Regions from separate parts of the Homo sapiens genome. Here region 1 is linked to region 2. A link is a loop called in an ENCODE intact Hi-C map of the cell type or tissue named here. Cell type or tissue: A673. All regions are shown on one strand. Each heading gives the region's core, and the rest is flanking DNA. Links, peaks and the distances in the headings are about the cores only. Region 1 overlaps CDC123 (cell division cycle 123). Region 2 overlaps CAMK1D (calcium/calmodulin dependent protein kinase ID).

The links. Peaks named below come from ENCODE experiments on the same cell type or tissue, not always from the same donor. Only the 100,000 strongest peaks of a DNase experiment are listed, where the experiment ranks them.
Region 1: it touches region 2 in a loop (4-fold over the local background); 1 of 110 quality-filtered maps calls a loop at or near these places.

The regions. Positions count from the first base shown.
Region 1 is chr10:12,209,416-12,226,706 of GRCh38, forward strand. CDC123 (cell division cycle 123) reads left to right here. Exons shown (of 13, transcript NM_006023.3): 3 at 552-609; 4 at 875-907; 5 at 6,325-6,420; 6 at 7,946-8,052. Among named protein-coding and RNA genes, the nearest start is that of CDC123, 22 kb to the left of the region's middle. RefSeq lists enhancers at 16,291-17,226, 17,227-17,291. In A673, for the core only: no CTCF peak of the experiment used is centred there; DNase peaks (open chromatin) are centred at 11,176 and 12,096; H3K4me3 peaks cover 189 bases; H3K27ac peaks cover 5,704 bases.
Region 2 is chr10:12,536,521-12,546,739 of GRCh38, forward strand. The region is part of intron 1 of CAMK1D (calcium/calmodulin dependent protein kinase ID); the gene reads left to right. Among named protein-coding and RNA genes, the nearest start is that of MIR4480, 37 kb to the right of the region's middle. RefSeq lists a silencer at 4,015-4,064. In A673, for the core only: no CTCF peak of the experiment used is centred there; DNase peaks (open chromatin) are centred at 3,321, 4,031, 5,371 and 5,951; H3K27ac peaks cover 4,690 bases.

The DNA of each region.
Region 1 (17,291 bases), core at 7,651-15,650, 320 kb before region 2:
TTGTAAAGACAGAGTCTCTGTGTTACCCAGGCTGGTCTCAAACTCCTGGGCTCAAGCAATCCTCCCATCTCAGCCTCTCAAAGTGCTGAAATTACAGGTGTGAGCCACCATGACTGGCCTTGTTCTTCAATTTTAAGGCTTTTATTTTTATTTATTTATTTTTGAGACAGTGTTTTACGTTGTCACCCAGGCTGGAGTGCAGTGGCACGATCTTAACTCACTGCAGCCTCGACCTCCCATGTTCAAGTGATCAGTCCTCCCACCTCAGCCCCCCAAATAGCTGGGACTACAGGCGCATGCCACCTCGCCCAGCTAATTTCTGTGTATTTTGTAGAGACAGGGTTTTGCCATGTAGTCCAAGCTGATCTCTACCTCCTGACCTCAAGCGATCCACTCACTCAGCCTGCCAGAGTGCTAGGATTACAGGTGTGAGCCACCACACCTAGCCTAATTTTAAGGCTATTTAAAAACATATACTCAGTACCCCTGAAATTAGGAGCATGCGGTGCCCAAGTCCTTTTCTTTCTTGATGTTTGTTTGTGTTTTTTTAGGGATGATCCACCAACACATTCTCAGCCAGACAGTGATGATGAAGCAGAAGAAATACAGGTTGGTACCAAATAAAATAATCTGTTCTGTAGACTGTTGTAATTTAAATGATCTCTGAGATGGTTCTGACTTGTAGATCTTATCTTACATCTGATAAAATGAGAAATTACGTGAGAATCTTACTTTGACATATATTTTCACATATGCTGTATTCCGGAAAAGATGTCTCCTGTTTGATTTATAATTTTTAGATGGAGCACTGCTTTTTGAAGCCCAGTGCAGTATTTAAATTTAATGTTTTATTTTTTTCCTCTTTTTCATGCAGTGGTCTGATGATGAGAACACAGCCACGCTTACGGTAAGAGCACAGCAGACTCAGCGTGGGGACAGCCTCACACTGTCACACAAGGGTTAGCGTCAAGGTTTAAGTGCATACCTCTCTTAAATTCCTAGTCAGTCACCATCTCATATATTATTTTCCCTGTGGGCTGTCGTTTTTATTTTGAAAAATAACTTGAAGCATCATTTAGCAGGCAAACATGATTTGCCCTTTTTCCCTTTGATTGCAAAGGAAATATTTCGAGTGCGTATTTGATGCCTTGACTTCTGTTAAGCTCTGACTCTCTGCAAGAAGGAATTACGCCTAACATTAAACTCTGAGATTCCTAAATCTCTGGAACATAAAGTGAAAATCTGTATTTCCTTATTCAAGTATATTTATTTAGTTAGTTAGTTGTTTTGTGTATTTATTTTTGAGACAGATTCTTGCTCTGTCGCCCAGGCAGGAGTGCAGTGGTGTGATCTTGGCTCACTGCAACCTCCGCCTCCCAGGTTCAAGCTATTCTCCTGCCTCAGCCTCCTGAGTAGCTGGGATTACAGTCACCTGACACCATGCCCGGCTAATTTTTGTATTTTTAGTAGTGACAGGGTTTCACCATGTTAGCCATGGTAGTCTCGAACTCCTGACCTCATGTGATAACACCCGCCTCGGCCTCCCAAAGTCCTGAGATTACAGTTCTGAGCCACAGCACCTGGCCTCAAGCGTATTTAAATGGCATAAAAATTACTGTTTCTTTCAAGCGAGAGTAGAGAGGTATGTGACTTTTACCAGTGTTTTACATAAAAATGTAGAAGTTATCAAGCATATTACAGTGTTTCAGGATAAGAGTGCTGTTGTGAAAGTTAACCTAAAATTTTTTAAATGAAGGTATTTTTAAAGGAGTGAGTGAAGCAAATGATCTATTTCTAAAAATAGGTGAATGAAACTCCTCATACCTTGAGTTGACGGGAAAGTTTTTAGTGAAACTCCTTACAAGTAAATGTAAAGGCAGAAATACAGAAAACTAGTTTTGTGGGAGGGTCTGTTCTAATCCAGCTCTAGATAAGAAGATACTTGTTTATTTTAATGAACAAGATATGATTGCCAGGATAGAAGAAAAAAAAAGAAGTGGAGCTGCTCAAAACTGACATATTTCTTTAGATTTAAAAAGGGAAGCCTGCCAGCAGGTGCCTAAGTGGAAAGTTTGCGTGTTTCATTTACTCCAGATGCCATTCAGATCACTCTCCTTTTATGAAAATTCCATTCAGTGTCATGTAAATGTTACTTATCTGCCATACTCAGGGCACTAAACTAGATTCCGTGAGATGAACAAAGATGAATATGATTTCATTTCCACCATTAGGGGTTTGTAAACCAGTGGGAAAGGTGACACAGGCAGGGGGAGATGACAGTGCTGTCAGATCAGAGACAGCAGTTACAGCTGAGGGCACCAGAATGCCTGACAGGACAAGTGGTATCTGACCTGGATTTTAATAGTGGTGGGGAGTATCAGTATCAACTCATTTTTAAATATGTATAGATGGGCCTGGCGCGGTGGCCGATGCCTGTAATTCCAGCACTTTGGGAGGCCAAGGTGGGTGGATTACTTGAGGACCAACATGGTGAAACCCCGTCTCTACTAAAAACACAAAAAGCTAGCCAGGCATGGTGGTAGACGCCTGTAATACCGGCTACTTGGGAGGCTGAGGCAGGAGAATTGCTTGAACCCAGGAGGTGGAGGTTGCAGTGAACCAAGATTGCGCCACTGCACTCCAGCCTGGGTGACAGAGAGAGACTCCGTCTCAAAAAATAAAATAAAATAAAATAAATATGTATAGATGATAGATACAGCAATTAATAATATAAAGGTGTGTGTGTGTATTTACCAAACTCTGCTCACTAAGAAGTTTTAGAATCAATGACATGTAACATCCTGGTAGCAGTGAGCACGCCTGATGCCTTGATCTTGGTTTCTAAATACCATTCTCCACTAAACAAAATTGAAGCTTCTTGGAGATATTCTGGACTGGGATTGGGAAAGTAAAAATGAGCCTGCAACAACTTGTGCCAGAAACTGTGGAAGTGCTGAAACAATGATGTGACATGACAAAAAGATGCCAGAAGCTAGCTTTGGGCTCTCACTGTCTAAAAATATGAGCATCATAACAAATAGAGTTTGAGTATTCTTAATCCCCAAATTCAAAATTGAAAATGCTCCAAATTCCAAAACTTTTTAAAAAGACTGACTATCACTGTGTTGCCCAGGCTGCACTCAAACTTCTGGGCTCAAGTGATCCTTCTGCTTCAGCTTCCTGAGTAGCAGGTACTGCAGGTGTGTGCCAGCATGCTTAGCTCCCAAAACTTTACGAGCACTAACATGACACCACAAGTGGAAAATTCCACACCTGACCTCATGTGACAGGTACAGCCACAATGCAGGTGCACAACCCAGCTCATTCAGCCTCCCCAAGGGAAAAATGAAATTACCTTCAGGCCGTGTGCATAAGGTGTATATGAAACGTAAATGACTTTTGTGTTTAGATTTGGGTCCCATCCCCATTATGTATATGCAAATATTCTGAAATCCAAAACACTTCTGGTCTTACCCATTTTGGATAAGGGATACTCTATGTGAAGTATAAGAATAGGTTATGACCTATTGACTAAAATAAGAATTGCTGATCCCATAGTGACATACATAAGTGATTAAATAAGTGGGGAAAAAAGGAAGCTTGTCTTTATAGTACTAAAGGCACTAACTAATACATGTAGTAGGAATGATGGAATTAGGAATTACTATTTGGCAACCATTGTAATAATATTTGATTGAATAGATGCTAAAATTAGTGGGTGAATATACAGTGAGAAAGAGGATAGTTCCATCTTTTCTAAGTATCTTCACCCAAATTACTTACTGTTTGCGCAAAGAAAAATAGTAATGTTACAATGCAAAGACCTGGCAGCCAAGTGATCAGTATTAACCTTGTCAGTGATGGGACAGACCTGTCATGTGTGCCTCCTGATACGATGCATGGGAAGGACACCACCTGTCACAGCTGCGCAGCCTGAGTCTGCTTGGGAGGAGACATCCAACAGACTCAACTTTTAGAAATTGTATAGAGTAGTTGCCCTGAACTTTTCAAAAACGTCAAGGTCATAAATGGTAAGAACAACAGAGAGAGGAACTGCCACAGATTGAAGAAGATTAAAGGGACCTGACAACTAGATTTAGTCCATGATTCTGGCTAGACTGGATGCCTGGACCAGAAAAAAAGTTTCAGTTTTTTTTTTTTCTGTAGAAGACGTTACTAGGACACTTGGCAAATTTTGAATAAGATCTGTATTGTGTCAGTGTTAGTTCCGTGATTTTGATAGATAATTTATAGAAAATGGTAAAATCATGACTCATATAAAACTCTTTAATGCGTGTTGAAGATGTTATTTAACTCATGAGGGAACCAGACAGATTGTTAGAACTGGTTCAAAAGAGAATCCAAAGAAAAGATATATTTTTAGATCAGGAATATTGAAATGAGTATGTAAATGAGGCAAAACTGGTTTTGCCTCCCTGCAGTATGGGAGAAAAGACAATTGGACCTCTTCCAGATGAGATAGAAATTGCCTGTCCGTAAGAATTAGTTCATGTCACTATCACTTACCTAGAATTTGCCAAGTTGTAAAGTAGCTCACAGACCTGGCTAAAAACAGATAACCTAGAAGGTTGTGCTGTATGTAAACAGTACATAGTCTTCCACTTAAGACTGTGCATAAACTTTTTATAATTTAAATTTGTTTTAGGATTCTTATGGCAGGTTATCCTAAAGTTGAATAATTTTGAGGATTTGAGGGGACTGATCACATCTTTTAAAAGGCATACATGAAAAGTAATCCTTAGATGTCAAGCTTTATGGGATAGGAAAATTAAATTGCTTTGTCTTTGAAAGTTGAATTCTTTCCCGTTGTAAAGTTTGTGCAACAATGCCGTTCATAGGAAATACTGCCAGTGCCCATCTCACAGAAGTGGGGTTTATGGCTAGAGCGGTAGGGGAGCCAAGTCAGCCGCTTCAGGCAATTATAAGGAAATGCCCTCACATAAATCATAATTGCTTTGGATGGGGAGAGATGAATGGAAAATAAAGGACTCAGTGCTGCTGTTCATTTTGAAAACCTCTCTAAATTACTCTAGTCTCATTTCATGTATCTAAGCTGAAGTCGTCTAGTGGAAGATAGATAGTTATTAACCAGTCTAGAGGTCAGATTTATCTGTAACAGAAAGAAAGGCAGCCTAATTGGACCTTAAGCTCTCGTTTTTATTCCCTAGCCTTTTGCTCAAAGCTGTTTCTTGTTTTGGGGGATATATGACCATGTTTTAAAACTCATTTCTTTGGTCTTTTCTCAGACTCTTGTCACAGTTTTTTCTCTCGCATAGCTGGGTTAGATCTTGGGGATCCACATAACTATTTGATGTCATCTTGGAATGTGTAGTTTAGTTAATTCAAGATGTAGTCTGTCTTTTTTTTTTCCTAGGGAAGAAGTTGATTACTGGATTTTTTCAGAACTTATAGTTGCCCGATAGGGGGCAGCAATCCTCTTTACAGGGTATAAATGAAAATTAATGACTGCGTGGAGAATCTGTTAATGTTTTTGTTTTTTTATGTCTCTTGAGGGCCCTACTTCCCCCTCTCTTACTTACCTTTTTTTCTTTCTTATGTCCATAAGCTCCTGTGATAGTGACCTAGGCTCAAGGCAGGACATAATGACATCAGGCTTAAGTTCCTGTTTAACAGCAGTATTTCTATTCACTTCCGGGTCGAAACAAACACAGAACGTTTTGGTCACTAGCTTATATAAAATATGCATTTTAAAAATCATCCAAACAGGAAAGAACGTTTTACCTTGACTAAGGTTCACATTTTGAGTTTTGCTTGTTTTAAAACTTGTCTGGAAATAGCAGTGTTTAAATACAGTTTGCCACATCATTTATTTTTCATTCTCTCCGTGGCTTTGGGGAATACCATATGGCTAAGACTCTTCCTGCAAGTGGAAGGGCTTCTAGCTCTTCAAGTAGGGATGTTATTTCTGACAACTAGAGTATTGCTACAGGTGATATTCCACCTGTCTATTTTCTCTTGATGAATGCTGGTTTTATGTCGGTGTACAGAGAACCATTCACTCCTTCCTCACATCCTCAGAAGCCTAGTGACTTGTGTCATTTCAGCTTTGCAGGCTTTGATTGTCTGGAAAATGCCATTTAAGCAGCTGATTATTTTATTTCTCTTTTTGGTAAATGTACTTTATCACTGATTTTATTTAGCTGGGTTCAGAAATTCTGATAGTAATTTGTATTCTAAATTCTGTTTTTAACACCCTAAACTATAACCTTGAGATTTTGATCTTGTTTTATATATATACTGTGATGATATTGACGTGCCCAATGATTTCTTCTCTCTCTGTAGGCACCAGAATTTCCTGAGTTTGCCACTAAAGTCCAGGAAGCTATCAATTCCCTCGGGGGCAGTGTCTTTCCTAAGCTTAATTGGAGTGCCCCAAGGGTAGGAACACATAAGTAATTCTCTTACTGTTTGAATATTCTTTGTTTTGCTGTTTATTTCATTTCATATCCCTACAGAGGGTCTAATTATATTCCTAATTCTAGGAAAAATACTGTGGAATTTATTATTAATTTCCCTCTACTGTTTTACTTTCCGGATTTTGCTATACACTTGCCTGGGTCTGTGAAATACTGTATATTCTGCCAAAAGGTAGTTTCCACGTCTTGTGTTGCTGATTGTTTTTGAATTCTGAGGAAATTCATACTCTGCCCTTTTCAAAACTTCAGCTGTTCAGTTTAACAGAGAAATTTTTCTTTGTTGAAAAGTAATAAAAATAAAAAAAGTAATAGTGTCATAGGCTATAGAAATAGAGTGGTTGGAGAAGTCAACTGATCTTTTCTTAAATTGTGTCTTATTATTTTAATACTGCATTGACAAGATTTTTATAAAAGTTAAGGCCTGTGGAAAAATCCGTTAGTTGTTTTAATCCAATAGAAAACAGTTTTGTATTAGCAAAGCTTATTTAAGGAATCAGAGACCTATTTGTAATTTCAAAAGTTATCTCATGCCTTTTTTATTCTAAAATGAATGATAATTTGTACTTAATCTAAGTTTTGTTTTTACTTTTATTATTTTTTCTTTTTTGTTTTTACTTCTAAAAATTAATTATACTCTACATGTACAGAATTTAAAATTTCAAATAGATTTGGAAGCTTGCCATGAAAATCAGCAGGTCTTGACACCTATTTTACTTCACCATTTCCTACTCCCCAGAGGTAGCTGTTTTCAAATATTTTAGTACTTTTCTTCCATGTAGTGTGGATAACTGGATAGTGGTTTGCAACTGTTAGTTTTCTCAAAATTCTGTTATATCCTGTGTCTGATCTGTCTGTGGGAGAGTTGTATTTTTTAAATGACTTAATTATTCTGTAATTTTTAGGCATGTTCCACTGAGCTTTGTGCCTGCTTTGCATTTGCCTTCCCATCTTTTGTTCTTATGTATGAGACATTCACCATTTAAAGTTGTAGTGGTTCAGAATAGCTCACCTCCTTCTCTTTCAGATTTGATAGACGTGGGGTGTAACTGCTCCAGCCGCCAAAGTTCAAGTGTTTGGCTGCCACTCCCCAGAAACGGGAAGAGTGGAAATTGATCTCTCTTTTCTTGGAGAGTAGCTGGTCAGGCTATTTCTTTACTACCTTAATCTTGTAGCCAAAATGTCGATGTTTCTGATACCTCATTTTCTTCTCTTCTATTATCAGTAAGAAAAACACTGGGAAGTACTTAGGCCTGGGCTGAAATGTGAGGACCCTGACATCTCAGTGTTCATAACCAAGTGTCTGAAATGCAGTGGTGACGCTTTTTGTTGTTAAGCATAATTTAACATTTGACAGTACTGCTTAAATTTACTTGACTTTCTTCCTTAAACCCTTGAAGTGATATGCATTATTGATTTTGTTATAGGCCTGAGCATTCATAGCAGCCAACATGGAATATGGACTAAATAGCATGTGCTTCATTCTTTAGGATGCGTATTGGATAGCAATGAATAGTTCTCTGAAATGTAAAACCCTCAGCGACATCTTTCTGCTTTTCAAGAGTTCCGATTTCATCACTCGTGACTTCACTCAGCCGTAAGTATCTCTTATTCTCTCATGTCAATAGTTTCAGTATTTGTGCAAATTTCTCTATAGATGAAATTCCATTACTTATAGTACTATTATAAATCATAGCTCCATATAACAAAGCTATTTCATATTGCCAAAATGACCTGTTAAAGCAAATCTTTCTTTTCCCTTTATAGAAAATGGTGTATAATGAATATCTGAAAATGTTAAGGACTTCCTGCGTCTCTGCCCATTAAACATTTCAGTAATTTTTTTTCTATTATAAAACTGATAAATATTTATCATAGAAAAGCAAAATTAGGGATTACAGCTAAATAAAAACAGGAAATATAAAAGCTCTCATGGCCGGGCGCGGTGGCTCACGCCTGGGATTCCCAGCACTTTGGGAGGCCAAGACAGGTGGATCACCTGAGGTCAGGAGTTCAAGACCAGCCTGGCCAATATAGTGAATCCCCGTCTCTACTAAAAATACAAAAAATTAGCCGGGCGTGGTGGCACGTGCCTATAGTCTCAGCTACTCGGGAGGCTGAGGCAGGAGAATGGCTTGAACCCGGGAGGCGGAGTTTGTAGTGAGCCGAGATTGCGTGCCACTGCACTGTAGCCTGGGCGACAGAGCGAGACTCCATCTCAAAACAAACAAAAACAAAAGCACTCATGATCTTGCCACAATTGGTTATTATATTTCTAGAATTCTATCTATAGATAAATATAATATAAATACATCTATCTCTACCTATATACAGATTTTTTTAATGGGATCCTATAGTTTGTATTTCTTTTTTTTTCTTTTTTTTTTTTTTTTTGAGGCAGGGTCTCACTCTGTCTCCCAGGCTGGAGTGCAGTGGCACGATCTCAGCTCAGTGCAACCTCTGGGTTCAAGCGATTCTCTTGCCTCAGCCTCCCAAGTAGCCGGGACTACAGGCATGCACCACCACACCCGGCTAATTTTTTATATTTTTAGTAGAGGCAGGGTTTCACCATATTGGCCAGGCTGGTCTCGAACTCCTGACCTTGTGATCTGCCTGCCTTGGCCTCCCAACGTGTTAGGCTTACAGGTGTGAGCCACCACGCCAAGCCTGTGGTTTATATTTCTTAGTGGGCTGCTTTTGCACTTACCAGTGTGACATCATTGCGTGTCTAAATTCATTATTTTCCATTCCCTTAGTGCTGCGCCTCTGGAGAGCTGTACCATGACATATTTGACCTACCCTCTGTTCTTCCAGAGCTGCAATGAATATCCTTGAGCTAACTCTTTGTGCACTCCCCTAATTTTCTCCTTAGGATAAGTTTCTAGAAGTGGAATTGCTGTATTTCTTTCCTTTTGCCAGTCACTCTATAGCTAAAGAATTTGACAGTGCAGTCAGCGTTGTAGGTGGACGGAATACCTGCCCTGCTGAGCCGCAGGTGCTCTCTTTATGCTTCTTTTGTTGTCTTCAAATAGCAGCTATTTTTCTAGGTTTTTCTTCCTGTTGCATCTTAAACAGACCAGTTATCTCAGGTAAACTCATCTTTAAACTGGTCTTTAAAGCATATCCCAGAACCTAGAAGCAGGAGCATGAGAGTGAAAATCTTGCATAAGCATGCCACTTCCGCCCTGTCCAGTTGAGTTTGTCCTGCCAGTTCGTTCCATGTCAGACTCAAATCCTTTTTTTGAAGTGGATCGTGGCATGAATAACTTAAGTTCACTACGTGTCGGTCGTGCATCAACTCTGGCGTGTGAGCTCTGCAGCTTGGACATAAGGTTGTAGTATTATATTAATTCAAGAAAGGGAAGTTAAGTAATCAGTGAGTGTGGTTGTGTTACATCGTATTACATGTTTATTGTATAAGGATTTTACTTGTATTGGTATTTCTAGTTTTATAGAAAAAAGTGTGTGTGTGTGGTGTGTGTCTGTGTGTCTGTGTCTGTGTGTGTGTGTTTAATAGAGATGGGGTCTCACTATGTTGCCCAAGCTGGTCTCAAACTCCTGGTCTCAAGTGATCCTTCTGTGCCTGAGCAAGTATTGTTTTGACATTTAATTGTCAACCCTCTGGTTGTGTTGGCACAGGTGTTGGTAGCCTGTTTTAGTAACCAGTAGTATTTTCATTCTAGGAGATACCCTCTGAAAAATAGAACAAAGTTGTGGCTCTTTTTTCCATTGTAAAGCTTTTTGACATCTAATGCTTTAAGAGGTCTTAAAATATGTTACACTGAAAATGCTGTCTACTTGATAATTCAACTGATAATGGTTTTTTTTTTTTTTGACGGAGTCTCACTCTGTCGCCCAGGCTGGAGTGCAGTGGTGCAATCTTGGCTCACTGCAACCTCCGCCTCCTGGGTTGAAGCAGTTCTTCTGCCTCAGCCTCCCAAGTAGCTGGGATTACAGGCGCATGGCTACCACGCCCAGCTAATTTTTTTTTGTATTTTTAGTAAAGACGGTGTTTCACCACGTTAGCCAGGATGGTCTCCATCTCCTCACCTCGTGATCCGCCTGCCTAGGCCTCCCAAAGTGCTGGAATTACAGGCGTGGGCCACCGCACCCGGCCATGCCCAACTAATTTTTGTATTTTTAGTAGAGAAGCGGATTCACCTTGTTGGTCAGGCTGGTCTTGAACTCCTGATCTCGTGATCCGCCCGCCTTGGCTTCCTGAAGTGCTGGGATTACAAGCGTGAGCCACTGTGCCTGGCCCTTATAAGGATTTTTATATGCCTTTAGTGTCAGTTGCAGTGAGTGTGGGAAGACACTTTTGCCTTTCCAGAACTAACTATAAATTGCTTTTAATTCTGAGGCTGATGTTTTTTTTAAATCAGCTTTGCAATTTAATGATCAGCTGCCTCCTCTTAAGCTACGTCTTGCTTTTTATCTTCGTTTAACTGATGTTCCAGTGGATGGTATGAATAATAGTCTGTTGTTTTGCATTTTGTACTTTTTGACTTTTGCATGGCAAGGAAGTTAAATCAGCAAGTGAGTTTGAGGTCTTGGATTTAGAGTGTTTACCCACAAAATGCCATCCTTCTGCTATTATAAATAATTGGGAATTGGCAGGAGCAAATGCCAAGCACTGGGCTTTCAGCCTTTTAGCTGGGCGCTACTAACGTGTCACTTTGTCTAGAAGTAACTGTTGGTAGTTGCTTAGCAATTAATCGGTTGCATAACAGGAAGTGTTGCCATCACATAAAAATTCCTTATTGATAGAACTCAGTAAAGATGAATGTTTGTCACAAAGGCCTTGAAGAGCTCTTAAAAGATTAAATGCTGGGTGTGGTGGCTCATGCCTGTAATCCCAGCACTTTGGGAGGCCGAGGTGGGCGGATCATGAGGTCAGGAGATCCAGATCATCCTGGCTAACACGGTGAAACCCCGTCTCTACTGAAAATACAAAAAATTAGCCGGGCGTGGTGGCGGGCGCCTGCAGTCCTAGCTACTCGGGAGGCTGAGGCAGGAGAATGGCGTGAACCCGGGAGGCGGAGCTTGCAGTGAGCTGAGATCGCGCCACTGCACTTCAGCCTGGGCGACAGAGCGAGACTTTGTCTCAAAAAAAAAAAAAAGTTATAGATTCATTCTTTCCAAAATACTTCCCATTAAAATATTATATAATAGAACATTTAATATAATACAGTTATATATAATATGTATAAATTTATATAACATAAAAATGAGATTATGTTGTTTATACTATTTTGAGGCTTGACTTGACAAAAAAAAAATGTTACAGTCAGAATTGCAAGTTAACAGAAGCCGAAAATAGCTTACACATGGGATTTAAAAAATACATTATTTAACGAGGAGCCTGGAGATTGGGTATTTTTAGGAATGCTCAGTGGCTCACCAAGGTCGCCAGGGCTCTTTCAGGCCCTTTCCTTCCACCATCCTTGACTTAGTGGCTCGGTCTTTGGGTTTCTCACCTAATGGTTAAAAGATTGCTGCTACAGTTCCAAGTATCTGTCATATGAAGACATGACCATATCTCAACCAGAAACAGGAGGGATAGGTTGTTTCCTCTTGTTCTTTTCTGTATGTGAACGAGTAAAGCATTCCTGGAGGCCTCCTGGGAGACTTCCTCTCAGCCCTCATTGGTCACAGTTACCCAGCCTAATCCAGTAGTTGGCAAAGGGAGCAGAATTGCTGTGATTCGTTTAGATCAAGCTTGTCCAAGCTGCAGCAGCCCGTGGGCCATGGCCCGGGATGGCTTTGAATGTGCCACAACACAAATTCATAAACTTTCAAACATCGTAAGATTTTTTTTGAGATTTTTATTTTTTTAATTTGTATTTATTTATTTATTAAAATTTCATTTATTAAATTTATTTTTTAAATAAATTTTATTAAAATTTATTTATTTATTTATTTTTTATTTACTTATTTTTTAGCTCATCAGCTATCATTAGTGTTAGTGTATTTTATATGTGGCCCAAGACAATTCTTCCTCTAATGTTTCCCAGGGAAGCTAAAAGTTTGGACACCCCTGGTTAGACCAAGGTTCTCGACACAAGCATGCGTCAGGGTTATCCAGAGAGTTAGATGAAACACAGGTTCCTGGGCTCCAGGGTTTCTGGTCCAGCAGGCCTGGAGGGGGCCTAAGCAGATCATTTCTAACCTGTTCCCAGGCAATGTGGATCCGCTGGTCCAGGCCCACGCCTTGGTGGCTGCTTAGATGAGTCAGCACATGCATCTCAATGATTAGAGAGGGAACCAGGAAGCACAAATGCTCCCAGCATCTGAACAATCCAGGTTCCATTGGACAGGCTGAAGATGGGAATCCTGGAGGGTAGACAGCTAGTGCTGTCTCCCTGCCTATAATGTACTCTAGAAAATACTGCTTTTTTCTTTCCTGTTCTTCAAATGGTTACTGTAGACAAAAAGCTTTAAAAAGTGGAGGTTGACATATGACATGTGGCCGGGCGCGGTGGCTCACGCCTGTAATCCCAGCACTTTGGGAGGCTGAGGTGGGTGGATCACGAGGTCAGGAGTTCGAGACCAGCCTGGCCAACATGGTGAAACCCTGACTCTACTAAAAATACAAAAAAGAGAGAAAGAAAGAAATATGACACACATAAATTTGCTGACTGTGTTATTTGCCAAGATATAAACATTCTATGTTATTAAACTTGCTGAGTCACAGGCTGCTTTCATTATTTTATTGTCACTTCAGTGGGCTGAGTAGACAAGAAAACATTTTGATACTCAATTGGCATTTAGAAAAAAGGGCTGAGTGAAAAAATAAATTTGTTAATTGTTTCTCTGAGGGGCTCATGATGAAGGAGAAATACATTTGACTGCAGGTCAGGGAATTTGATTTGTCTTAGTAATTTTTTTTTAAAATTTTTTCAAGATAGAGTCTCACTCTGTCACCCAGGCTGAAATGCAATGATGCGATCTTGGCTCACTGCACCCTCTGCCTCCCACAGTCCCAGACCGACATGCTCATCACTGGATATGTTACATTTGTCCTCTTTTTTTTTTTTTTGAGACGGAGTCTCGCTCTGTTGCCCAGGCTGGAGTGCAGTGGCGTGATCGTGGCTCACTGCAAGCTCCGCCTCCCGGGTTCACGCCATTCTCCTGCCTCAGCCTCCCGAGTAGCTGGGACTACAGGCGCCTGCCACCATGCCTGGCTAATTTTTTTTTGTATTTTTAGTAGAGACGGGGTTTCACCGTATTAGCCAGGATGGTCTCAATCTCCTGACCTCATGATCCGCCCACCTTGGTCTCCCGAAGTGCTGGGATTACAGGCTTGAGCCAGTGTGCCTGGCCCATTTGTCATCTTTCAGTGTGCAAAATATTTGGAACAGCACGAGAGAAACGGTGTGTTGATTATAATTATTATTCGTTTATGTATTTTATTTTATTTTTATTTTTTTCTTGAGACAGAGTCTCGCTCTGTCACCCAGGCTGGAGTCCAATGGCATGATCTTGGCTCACTGCAACCGCTGCCTCCCAGGTTCAAGCAGTTGTCCTGCCTCAGCCTCCCAAGTAGCTGGGACTGTAGGCGCACGCCACCACGCCTGGATAATTTTTGTATTTTTAGTAGAGACAGGGTCTCACCATGTTGGCCAGGCTGGTCTTGAACTCCTGACCTCAAGTGATCCACCTGCCTCGGCCTCCCAGAGTGCTGGGATTATAGGCATGAGCCACTACACCGGGCCTAATTATAATTATGAAGTCCACAAAAAATAGCATGTCAGTCCCAAGGCATGTTTAGGGCATAATAAATATACCTATTTATAGTAAGGCCATTTGGCTGGCAGAAAAGCTAAGTCTTCTTTGAGCTGAGGATGATTTGGGTAGTAATAAAATAAAAAAATGTGGCACTCCTTTTATTTTTTTTTGGTAAAATTATTTCAGTGTTTATTTTGCTTCTGAGTAAAGACAAGGGATGTGTAATTATCTGTCATTGACGTACACTATGTATTTCCCCCTGTATTTTTATTTTTTTATTTCAGTAGGTTTGGGGGAACAGGTGGTGTTTGGTTACATGGGTACATTCTTTAGTGGTGATTTCTGAGCTTTTGGTGCACCCATCACCTGAGCAGTGTACACTGTACCCAACGTGTAGTCTTTTATCCCTCGCCAACCCTCACCCTTTCCCCTGAGTCCCAGAAGTCCAGTGTATCATTTTTATGCCTTTGCGTCTTCATAGCTTAGCTCCCACTTACAAGTGAGAACATACGATGTTTGGTTTTCCGTTCCTGCGTTACTTCACTTGGAATAATAGTCTCCAGTTCCATCCAGGTTGCTGCAAATGCCATTATTTTGTTCCTTAAAAAAAAAAAAAAGACATCTGATTAGTCATCAGTACTAGTTAAGCATATTTCTTTAGTTTGGGGATAGAATATTTTTTCTTTTCCTTTCTTTTTTTTTTTCTTTCCTTTCTAAAAATTTGTGTCTATAACATTGCTTTCCAAAATTCCTGTTAACTGGCAAATATTAAAGTGTAGTAAAAATATGCTGGCATAATTTCATAGTAGCTTTCATCAAAGTAGGCCTTTGGGATTTTGCTTTTTTTTTCTTTGGAATAAAATCTTTGCTATTATTATACCTGAGAATTCTTTTAGTTTGCCACTTACATTGTAAATAATGTAACATTTATTACTTAATCACATTTGTGTTTATTTTAGAATTTTCATAGCTTGCTAGAGGGACTATAATTATTCTGCCAAGAATTTGAACTTTGAATTCAACATAAGAGCCTCCTTTCAGCTTAGACTACAAATTAGTGACTGTAGTTGAATACCACGTTCTTTTGGTACTTTGTTGAAAATTTCAGTTGAAGAAATCTTCCAAATTAATGTTAAATAGTAACCCAGGAAAAAAATTTGGGGAATATTTTGTGGTGGTGGTGGTTTTTTTGTTTTTGTTTTTGTTTTTTCTTGAGACGGAGCCTTTTTGTCGTGGGAAATGTGCTGAGTCCTCCAGTGACCTTGGTGGGATTTAGGGTAGCCAGACTGAGTTTTCTAGCTGAAGCTGCGGCCCTGAAGGCTATGCTTGGGGTCCGAGCTGCTCCAGTTTGATGCTTCCTTCCTTTTCCCTATTTCTTCCTTTCCCCAAGAATGGTGCAGACTTCCTGCTGAGGCCTGTAGTTGGTGGACAGGCATATCCTGGCGCTTTTCCCAAGAACCCCTTACAGAGCTTGAACTGCAGCTACTCCTCAGAATAATGATTTCTAAAATATGGGCTGGGTGCGGTGGCTCACATCTGTAATCCCAGCACTTTGGGAGGCCGAGGCAGGTGGATTACCTAAGGTCGGGAGTTTGAGACCAGCCTGACCAACTCGATGAAACCCCATCTCTACTAAAAATACAAAAATTAGCTGGGCTTGGTGGCACACGCCTGTAATCCCAGCTACTTGGGAGGCTGAGGCAGGAGAATTGCTTGAGCCCGGGAGACGGAGGTTGCAGTGAGCCAAGATCGTGCCACTGCGCTCCAGCCTGGCCACGGAGTGAGACTCTGTCTCAAAAAAATAAATAAATGAATAAAAGAAAAGAAAATATGTGTCTAGTCCCCATCTTGGACACTTTGGATTGGAATCTCTGGGGAAGTATTTTGAAAAATCATCTCATTCCACTCTCTCATTTTCAAACCTGTGTTCTAGAAGCTCTGACACACCCTGAGGTTCAGCGTGCAGTAAGTAGTTAACTGAATATAAAGACAGGGAAGAAAAAGCGGGCCTGACAAGTTGTCTACAGATTTGATTGCATAATGAACTTTAGAAATCACCCAATACCATCTGCCATTTACTGCTGAGGCAACTATGAGCCAGTCCCAAAAAATAATTGACTTTTCTCTTTTTTTTTTCTAGCTTCTCTCTTTTTTTTTTTTTTTTTTTTTTTTTTTAGTATTTATTGATCATTCTTGGGTGTTTCTCAGAGAGGGGGATTTGGCAGGGTCATAGGACAATAGTGGAGGGAAGGTAAGCAGATAAACATGTGAACAAGGGTCTCTGGTTTTCCTAGGCAGAGGACCCTGCGGCCTTCTGCAGTGTTTGTGTCCCTGGGTACTTGAGATTAGGGAGTGGTGATGACTCTTAAGGAGCATGCTGCCTTCAAGCATCTGTTTAACAAAGCACATCTTGCACCGCCCTTAATCCATTTAACCCTTCGTGGACACAGCACATGTTTCAGAGAGCACGGGGTTGGGGGTAAGGTTATAGATTAACAGCATCCCAAGGCAGAAGAATTTTTCTTAGTACAGAACAAAATGGAGTCTCCCATGTCTACTTCTTTCTACACAGACACAGCAACAATCTGATTTCTCTTTCCTTTCCCCACACTTCCCCCCCTTCCACTCAACAAAACCGCCATCGTCATCATGGCCCGTTCTCAATGAGCTGTTGGGTACACCTCCCAGACGGCGTGGCGGCTGGGCAGAGGCGCCCCCCACCTCCCTCCTGGACGGGGCGGCTGGCCGGGCGGGGGCTGCCCCCCACCTCCCTCCCAGATGGGGCGGCTGGCCGGGTGGGGGCTCTCCCCCACCTCCTGGAGGGGGCAGCTGCTGGGTGGAGACGCTCCTCACTTCCCAGACGGGGCGGCTGCTGGGCGGAGGGGCTCCTCACTTCTCAGACGGGGCGGCCGGGCAGAGAGGCTCCTCACCTCCCAGACGGGGTGGAGGTTGGGCAGAGACACTCCTCAGTTCCCAGACAGCGTCGCGGCTGGGCAGAGGCGCTCCTCACATCCCAGACGGGGCGGCGGGGCAGAGGCGCTCCTCACATCCCAGACGATGGGCTGCGGGGCAGAGGCGCTCCCCACATCTCAGACGATGGGTGGCTGG
Region 2 (10,219 bases), core at 1,323-9,322:
CACACGTCTCGGCCTCCCACAGTGCTGGGATTACAAGTGTGAGCCACCGCACTGCACCTGGCCTTCAAGCCATTGCACCTCCTCTTTCCTCTCCAGAGGCAACCTTTACTCGAAGAGGGGGGTGTATCCTAATGGTGTGTCTTTGTACTTTCACTACCTATGTATGTATTATATACCCAAACAATGTAGCGGTTAGTGTTGGTGTGGCTGTTTGTGTTTTACAGATTGATATAAACGGAAGAAATACTGTATCTTTTGGTAACCTTTTTTTCAATTGTAATTATGTTTTCCAGGTTTATCCCTGTTAATGCATGTAGATCTCATCAGTTAGTTAAACTGCTACAGAGTATTCTGCTGAATGACGGACTATCTAAGCTTACTTTCCTCATTTGGGATATTTACATATGGGATATTTACATCCCTCTAGATACGTTGTGATATTTATATTCCTCTAGATAAATTCTTTTCTGTAGCCATATGACATTCCATGGTACAGATGTACCATTAAACTTTTACTAGGAATCTCTGTTGTTTTTGTGGGTTTTCACTTTTTCTTCTTCTTTTTTTTTGAGATGGTGTCTCCCTCTGTTGCCCAGGCTGGAGTGCAGTGGTGTGATCTCAGCTCACTGCAACCTCCACCTCCTGGGATCAAGTGATTCTCCTTCCTCAACCTCCCAAGTAGCTGGGATTACACATGTGTACCACTGTGCCCGGCTAATTTTTGTCTTTTTAGTAGAGACAGGGTTTTGCCATGTTGGCAAGGCTGGTCTCGAACTCCTGACCTCAAGTGATCCGCCTGCCTTGACCTCCCAAAGTGGTAGGATTGCAGAAGTGAACCACCGCACCCAGCCTAATGCTTTTATTTTTATAGAATAGAGTTCTTAAAATGTAATTTAACAGGTATAGCCAGATTAGTTTCCCAAAATGTTGTAGCAATTTATACTTAGCAACTCTCCCACATAACTTTACCTTTTCCCAACCTGCTGAGAAAAAGCCTGCCTTGCTGAGGTTTTGTTTAGCATTTTTGCGACTGCTAGTGAGTGTTGAGCATCAGTTAATATGCTCGTTGGCCATTCTGTGAATTGTATGTCTGTATCCTTCCCCGCATCTGCAGGCCCGGACTGTCTCTGCTGGGCATGATTTCTGTGCACAGTGAGTGCCCCTGGAATTGTGCACATGGCTGTGTTAGTGGGAAGCCCTTGGCATAACAGGGCTATTATCTCTTTATTAATATTGTATTAGTAGGACTTGAATATTTTCCCCTTTCCGCTGAGACTTTTGGATTTTGCATTTTGCTTAAGAAGATTAACCTATGTATATCTTCTAATTCTTTTCCCCTAAAATGTTCCAACATTTTCATTGTATTTTTTTAATTTAGAAATTTAATCAACCTGAATTCTTCAAGGAACCCAGATTATCTTTCTATGTAATTAAGCACGGCCAAGGCATTGGAACTCACTGACTGAATATCACTTGCTGGATGCCGTATCAAATGCTAGGCCGAAGAACAATGACACGACTTGTGTTCCATCTTTTCCTTTTTAAAATGTACTCTCTGATCTTTCCTGTTCTGCGCACTGTGAGGCCCGTGGAAAGGGGAAGGCACCGTCAGCCACTAGCTGGGAACATACAGGGAAAATAGACCCGCTTAGTTTAGATTATGCTGGACTTGGTATTTTTGTTTCAAAATCCAGTAAAGAAACATGGTCCGTATCATTGCCTGTGACATTTACCCTCAGGAAAGATGCCAGCACTGAAGCATCCTGGTGGCTGACAGGTGATCTCTTTAGCTCTGTGACCCTCGCGTTTATAAGAGGTGAGACATGGTGATTTGTTCCTGCAGGTGAAGGGAAGGGAACAGTGACTGGAGAAAGGGAGGTCATTTTGCTGCTGCTTGTGAGATGTATCTGATTGAACGGTGAAAATGATCTGTGTATCCAGTTTTTATGTTTAAGCAGACTTTTCAGAAGCACTGAATTGTATGGCACGTGGGACAGTGTTAAATCATGCTAGTATTACATTTTTGTGTGTATGGTTTAGATACATTTCCAGAACGTATTGCTGACATACGCATTGTCTTGCGATGATGAGGATGGAGTGCCAGTTCCAGGAAGGGCCCGAGGAGGTGCAGGCCAGTTGCTAGGCGTCCAGCAGACTAGTGATTAGATGCAGAAGAGCATTATTATTCTCCATCCAGCCAGTACTGTGCAGAAAACAAACACACAGACCGTGCATGCTTAAGGCTTTCCCCACTTGGTGGGGTCCCAGGGCAGGTCAGGAGCTCTCCCTCGCAGCTTTTATCTGAAGTGGTGGGGGAGGGGGGCAGTGGAACTCATGTCCATATTGCAGGTGGCAAAACTGAGGCAAAAAAAAAAAAAAAAAAAGAGAAAGGAAGAGTGTAGGCAGCCTCATGGGAGAATCGAGACAAGAGCAACAGGCCTTGTCTCAAACAAGACAGGTGGTCTCAAACTCCTGTCCTCAAGCAATCCTCCTGCCTTGGTCTCCCAAAGTGCTGGGATTACAGGCATGAGCCACCACGCCTGGCCTCCGTCGTATTTTTAGATTGTAACTTACTTAACCAGTCCTCCATTAATGGATATTTAGGATTTTTCCAGTGTTCTGCTATTTCAAACTTTTATTGATTGTTTTAAGCCAGAATATTGATTTTTTTTTAACACAGACACAGCCAAACGTCCCTTTAATGTAGTAATTGTTTTACCTATAAGGACTCTGTTTTTTTATGGAATAGCTTGAAGCATACTTAAAGAGTGTATTGATGTGTGTTTAGTTAGCTGGGAGCTTAACAGAATTTTCCTTTAAGGTACTTGTTGAGACATCTGCCCTGAATGAGAATGGAAATAAGCTCAAAAGAGTGCCTAAAGTCAGAGGATCTGGTGAGTGGGAATGGCCAGATGAGGGATGGCCAGTTGGGATTAATCATGAACATTCTGTCCCGTCGTTGCTTCACCATTCAGGTTTTGCCAACCATGTGACAATGGAGCTATGCGGCTGGCATTGGGAGCATGTTGGATGTTTGTAGCAGTCAGAGAGCAGAACATGAGCATCTGCTAGGTCTGGTTCCCCCACCATCAGGGATGGGAGTGAGAAAGGGGAGTTCCCCTCTGAAGAGCCACCCCTGCAGGGAGAAATCTGTCTCCAACAGGAGATCTGGGAAGACCATAGTGAGAAGTGCTGTCGAAGAGGTCCGCACAGGTGATGAACAAAGGGGGTATCCTGGGGGTTGCAGTTTCATCCACGTCAGTACCTTTGTCATCCAAGGAAAATGCACCCTGGCAACAAATGCATGCATGGCCCACATGGACACTTTATTTGCCCTGGAGTGTTGCCAGCTTTTTAAGCTGTAGCTATGAGGAGATTTTGTAATCTCAAAAAGAGGTGAATTTTTTTAAGAGACAGGGTCTCACTCTGTCACACTGTAGGCTGGAGTGCAATGGTGATCATAGCTCATTGTAACTTTGAACTCCTGGGCTCAGGCGATCCACTCACCTCAGCCTCCCAAGTAAGTAGGACTACAGGTGTGTGCAACTACACCTAGCTAATTTTTTCTTTTTTCTTTTCTTTTTTTTTTGGAGAGTTGGGGGTCTTGCTCTGTTATCCAGGCTGGTCTCCAACTCCTGGCCTCAAGTGATCCTCCTGCCTTGGCCTCTCAAACTGTTGGGATTACAGGCGTGAGCCACTATGCCTGGCTTGAATATTTTATTCTGCCTCTGCCTTCAAAAACCAGGCTTCCATGGATGCTCCCTGTTGGTATAAGAAAAAAAAATGATTGACTCACTTTGGTTCCATATCAACCTTTAACAAATGGCATGAAAAGAGCAGAGATAAAATGTGGGAGCCTGTCAGAGAAGTGAAGGAGGAAAGGAAGGAGTGCTATTAAACAAAGCGTGTGTTTTAGAGTGTGGCAGTAGGCACTCATGTGGAATTTATTTGTCTTCTGCGTTTGGATCAGTGAGGCTGTTAACAGTAAAGACTTAGTGCCGCAGAAACACCTGCAGAAACCAAAGATATCACAAGCAATAATTGTGTCAGCATTTTGATGCCTTCTCCCTGTGACAAGTATTGTCATAACCTAGACCTGCCCTGGTGGTTTCAGACATAGGATTGTACTCAGAATGAAAACTGATCTGGACAGAAATTAAGCTAATCGTGTGGGTATTTAAGAATGTCTCATCATGGTTCTTGAAGCTATTATGCAGGATTGCTTATCATTGTGGAATTCACCAGTTAAAGAGGAAGATGAGAACGTTTCAGTAAGAAAGCGTAACTATTTTGAAGGATCTGTCTGTTCCTAAGCATCTACCTACTAAAGTTAAGGATATGTTTCTAATTTGAACTGGTTGGTCGGGCACTGGTCCCAGTTAATGAGAACCTGAGTTATAGGTTTTTTTTTTTTTTTTTAAGAAAAAGAATTTCGATACTTTTAGCTTAAGCGTTAGCATAAACAAATGTATGGCTTACTGTGTAATTGTCAGGTGGAGGGCTTTAAAAGACACATTTTAATGAATAGACATTGTATCTAAATTGGATATCCATTTTCTTGGATTCATATTTGTTCTTCAAGCCTGTGAAAGCAAGTCTTTTTGCTGTGTTTGCTTGGCAGAACTTTATTTTCCAGATTGGGCCTGGCTTTTCTTCGGTCAGTGTGCTGAATTAGCACTACAAAATGTCATTAGTGGTGTGTGATTTAGTGAAGATTTTTAGCTGAAGATTCTATCAGAAGGAGTTAATGTCAGTTCTAAAATTGCCAAGTTTCTGCCTGGAGAGTTGCGTACACATTGAACATTGAGACCATTGACTTCACTACTGGTTTTTTGTTTTTCTTTCTTTTCTTTTTTTGTTTAAGATGGAGTCTTGCTCTGTGACCCAGGCTGGAGTGCAGTGACGTGATCTCAGCTCACTGCAACCTCCGCTGCCTGGGTTCAAGCAGTTCTCCTGCCTCAGCCTCCTGAGTAGCTGGGATTACAGGCGTGTGCCACCACGCCTGGCTAATTTTTCTATTTTTAGAGACAGGGTTTCACCATGTTGGTCAGGCTGGTCTCGAACTCCTGAGCTTGTGATTCACCCGCCTTGGCCCCCCAAAAGTGCTGGGATTACAGGCGTGAGCCACTGCGCCCAGCTGACTTCACTACTGTTATGGTCCATTCGGATTCTCTGGGGTCTGTAAGGGTTGGAGTTAGCAAACAGGTTTTTCTGTTTGAAGAATTGATTCTGATCTGGAACAATAGGTCTAAAAGGCACCTGTCTGTTTCCTAGACGGTCTCAAGCCAAGTACCACTGACTTCACTTTTTGCTGTGTTTTATCTTCCTTCCTTCCTTCCTTCCTTCCTTCCTTCCTTCCTTCCTTCCTTTTTTTTTTTCAGGTCTCTCTTTGTCACCCTGGCTGGAGTGCAGCGGTGCAATCACAGCTTACTGCAGCCTCAGCCACCCAGCCCAAGTGATCCTCCCACCTCAGCTTCGTGAGTAGCTGGGACAATAGGCATGCACCACCATGGCAGGATAATTTTTGAATTTTTTTCTGGTAGAGATGGGGTTTTACCTTTTTGGCCAGGCTGGTCTGGAACTCCTGGTCTTAAGTGATCCTCCTGCCTTGGCCTCCCAAAGTGCTGGGATTACAGGCATGAGCCATGGAACCCCAGCTTTTCAGTGTTTTAAAACCAGCCTTTAATATTGTGCTGACGTGACACTGGGGAAAATAATATGCTTAGTAGAAAAGAACATTTTAATTTATGGTCGGAGGCTGGGGGGTAACGTCTGCAGGCCCAGTTACACAGTCTGGTAAGGGCAATAGGCTGGAAGCGATGCTGTTAATAAAGTTAATAACACCATCAGTCTGATTTGTATGTAGAATGACTAAAAAGCATAGAAAGGCAAAGAGCCAATAATAGCTACACTAAGCTAATAGGGCAGGTCATTTCAGCACCATCTGATTATTTCTTGGTCTAATTTGGGATGGATATAATTTCACCGAGTGGTTGGTTTAGTGAACTGTCATGAATCAAAAAGACAGCTCCCAAATCCCTGATTCTTGTTAAAAGTCAGAGGAGTCCTCTTGAGGTTTCATCAGTTCCATTCGACTAAGAGTTTTGGAGCACCTAAAATATGCAAGTCACAGCACATTGTTCAGAGGCTACATTTTTGACCATTTTGTGATTAAATTGCTCTTGTATGAGAAAAGAATTTATTTTAAATTGATGTGCACTTATTTATTTATTTATTTTTGAGACCGAGTCTCGCTCTGTCGCCCAGGCTGGAGTGCAGCAGTGTGAACTCAGCTCGCTGCAACAACCTCCGCCTCCCGGGTTTGAGCAATTCTCCTGCCTCAGCCTCCCAAGTAGCTGGGATTACAGGCATGCGCCACCATGCCCGGCTCATTTTTGTATTTTAGGTAGAGATGGGGTTTCATCATGTTGGCCAGACCGCTCTTGAACTCCTGACCTCAGGTGATTCCCCACTCCTCGGCCACCCAAAGTGTTGGGATTACAGGCGTGAGCCACCATTCCTGGCTATTATTATTATTTCTTTTTGAGATGGAGTCTTGCTCTGTCACCCAGGCTGGAGTGCAGTGGCACGATCTTGGCTCACTGCAACCTCCACTTCCTGGGTTCAAGTGATTCTCCTGTCTCAGCCTCCCGAGTTGCCGGGATTATAGGCACCCACCACCACGCCCGGCTAATTTTTGTATTTTTTCTATAGAGACGGGTTTATGCATGGTGGCCAGGCTGGTCTCAAACTCCTGACCTCATGTGATCTAACCGCCTTGGCCTCCCAAAGTGCTGGGATTACAGGTGTTAGCCACCACGCCTGGCCATTGCCCAATTATTAACAACTTTAGGTTAAATAGTAAAGGTATTAGAAACTGGAAAAGATTATGAGAAACTGGGATAGAAACAGATTCTCATTTCCATTTTTTATAATAATAATTGGTAGTGAGGAGGGAGTTAGCCAGTGTATCTCTGGGCTTGGCTTGGCTCTGAGTTCTGGGCCCAGCATAAGCTGAAGGTCTGGAGTTAAGATGCTCAGAATGACTCTATGATAATTTTTTAACTACTGGTAGGTACATGTCTATCTAAAGCACAGGAGAAGGATAAAAAACCAGTTCACAAACCCTTCAATGTCTGTTTTTAGCCAAGGCATCCTTAGGGCACACGCATTTTTGTGTTGCTTTTTCAGAGAACTCAGGAAGAAAAGGCATTCCCAGAGCCCAGCCCACTTCTTTTCTTTGCCCTGCCACTCACTGGTCGCTTGGACCTCAGATCGTTTCACTTGGAGAGGACTGAGAGAGGACTGGGTATACATTTAACAGCATGGAGAGCCAACCATCCTAACACCACAGTCCATTGAAACTGACTAGATAAAGCAAAGCAAAACAGCTTTTATTTTCCAGAGCCATCATTTATGAAGTTAAAAGCCTAAGTAGTCATTTAGAATTCTTTCATCACTATGGAAAATGGGATGGTTTCCTTTAGTCTTGGAAATTCAGCTCTCAAAAGATTATTTCCTCGCAGGCACCTGGCTTACAATCAGGATGAGCTGCCTGTGGGTGATGATTTGATTTTCTTTGAAATATGGGGAAAAGGAGGAAGGATTCAACTTTTGCAATTTGTACAGCCTATCATCAGGTGAAGAAAACATTTAGCATTTCAAGATTAAATTTTTATTTGACTTTTCCAGTAATTTATCACAGAGATTCCTTTTTGATGGAAATTTGGTGTTTTTTAAATAGAATAATGGCTTTCTTTATCATTCAAATAAATGTCTTGTCACAACTTGAAAAAAATGCAATTTTTGAAACACTGGAATTTTTATTTCTCCCACAGTTATGCATTTTATAAAGTCCTTTCATCTGTATAAAAATCTGCTGTCTCTTTTTACCAAATTTTACTTATTCAACAAGGATGAAGGTTTATAGGGAGAAAATATCATAAATTAACAAATTTAAGACTTTTTCCAGTCAAAACAAACAGTGATCTCAGGATTATTCAACTGTATAATATTACTTAAGCATTCAGGCACATAAGTGCATGTTTTAAAATAAATCAGGAAGGACTCAAATAATTTTTATGCCTCAAGAGAAACCTTTGAGGTTCTTTCTGCACAGGCTTGCATTGAAACTTAAAGAAACATATTACGGAGGAGAAAAGAGATGGTACTGTTTTCTAGTACTAGTGTTGAGTGGATAGTACTAGTGTTGAGTGGATAGTACTAGTATTGAGTGGATGGTACTAGTGTTGAGTGGATAGTACTAGTGTTGAGTGGATAGTACTAGTGTTGAGTGGATAGTACTAGTGTTAAGTGGATAGTACTAGTGTTGAGTGGATAGTACTAGTGTTGAGTGGATGGTACTAGTGTTGAGTGGATGGTACTAGTGTTGAGCGGAAGGTCATTAGGATACATTACTTACTTTGCAGATCTGCAGCACAGGAGAAGGGTGAAGAGCCTGATGGGGAATCAGAGGAGAGCCCCCAATAATGGTGATCATCAGAAGTGTCTTGAGCACCAGTTGGTACAAGTATTATTAGGTCTGAAGACACAGAAACAGAATGCATGCAACTCCTGTTCTCATACAGGAAGCATGTTAAGGACTGTAATGGGATGTGTACATGGGATAGGTAATGTACGTTTAAGCCACATTTTTTTCAGAATGAGGGCATCATTCTGCGTAGGTGAGAAGCAATTGAGAAAAACCTCAGGTGTTCGAGACCAGCCTGGTCAACATGGTGAAAACTAGTCTCTACTAAAAAAACAAAAAAACAAAAAAACTAGCTGGACATGGTGGTGTGCGTCTGTAGTTTTAGCTACTCAGGATACTGAGGCAGGAGAATTGCTTGAACCCCAGAGGCGGGGGTTGCAGTGAGCTAGATGACGCCACTGCACTCCAGCCTGGGTGACAGAGCGAGACTCCATCTCACAGTAAAAAAAAAAAAAAAAAAAAAAAGGAGGAAATATACCATCTGGGCCTTTGAAAAATACATGGAATTAGCCGGGCGCAGTGGCTCACACCTGTAATCCTAGCACTTTGGGAGGTTGAGGTGGGCGGATCACGAGGTCAGGAGATCGAGACCATCCTGGCCAACATGGTGAAACCCCGTCTCTACTAAAAATACAAAAATTAGCTGGGCGTGGTGGCGGGCACCTGTAATCCCAGCTACTTGGGAGGCTGAGGCAGGGGAATCGCTTGAACCAGGGAGTCGGAGGTTGCAGTGAGCCACGATGGCAGCACTGCACTCCAGCCCGGGTGACAGAGCGAGACTCCGTCTCAAAAAAGAAAAAGAAAAAGACATGGAATTTTGCCAAGCAGAAAGAAAAAGGAATGAATGACGTTCAGGGAAGGAGGGGGTGGGCAGAACTTGAACAAAGGCCAGTGGCGTGAAAGGCCGCTGTGTGTTTTGGAAACTAGCTGTTCAGCGGTGTGGTTGGGTTGAGCTGACATGTGTACGGCGTGGAGTGTTTGTACTGGGGACAGTGGCTGTAGTGACAGATGAGCCTGCGAAGTTGGGGTTAGGTTTAGAAAGGCTTTGAATGCCACGGGTAACGTGCAAAGGGATTTGAACTCGATCCCATAGACATGAAACCTCAAAGATTTAAGTAGGGTAATGACATAATCAAATCTTATTTCCAGAAGAGTAATTTCAGTAACAGATAGGAGATAGCAGGTAGCAGTGGGCTCGCTGGGGGCTACGGGACCAGGAAGGAGTGGTGGATATATTGCAGAAGTGAGAGAAGGAGGACATGAACCAGAGCCACGATGAAGGGATGGAGGAGCGGGCGGGCATTTGAGAGTCTTGTCAGCGGAAAACCTGAACGTAGTTGGTGATGGAAATGACAGAGACAGAGAGCAGTAAAGTAGACAGGTTTCTAGACCACATTACTGATTAAATGAAAAAGAGAAGTTTTGGGGTGAAGATAACTGTTTCACTTTGGTTATGGTGCTTTTGAGAGTCTGGGAAGGGCCTTTGTGGGTAGAGAAGGTGAGGTTTGCACATGAGAGAGATTAAAATATGGATGAAGGTTACCAGCCCAAATGTCCAACAATGATAGACTGGATTAAGAAAATGTGGCACATATACACCATGGAATACTATGCAGCCATAAAAAATGATGAGTTCATGTCCTTTGTAGGGACATGGATGAAGCTGGAAACCATCATTCTCAGCAAACTATCGCAAGGACAGAAAACCAAACACCGCATGTTCTCACT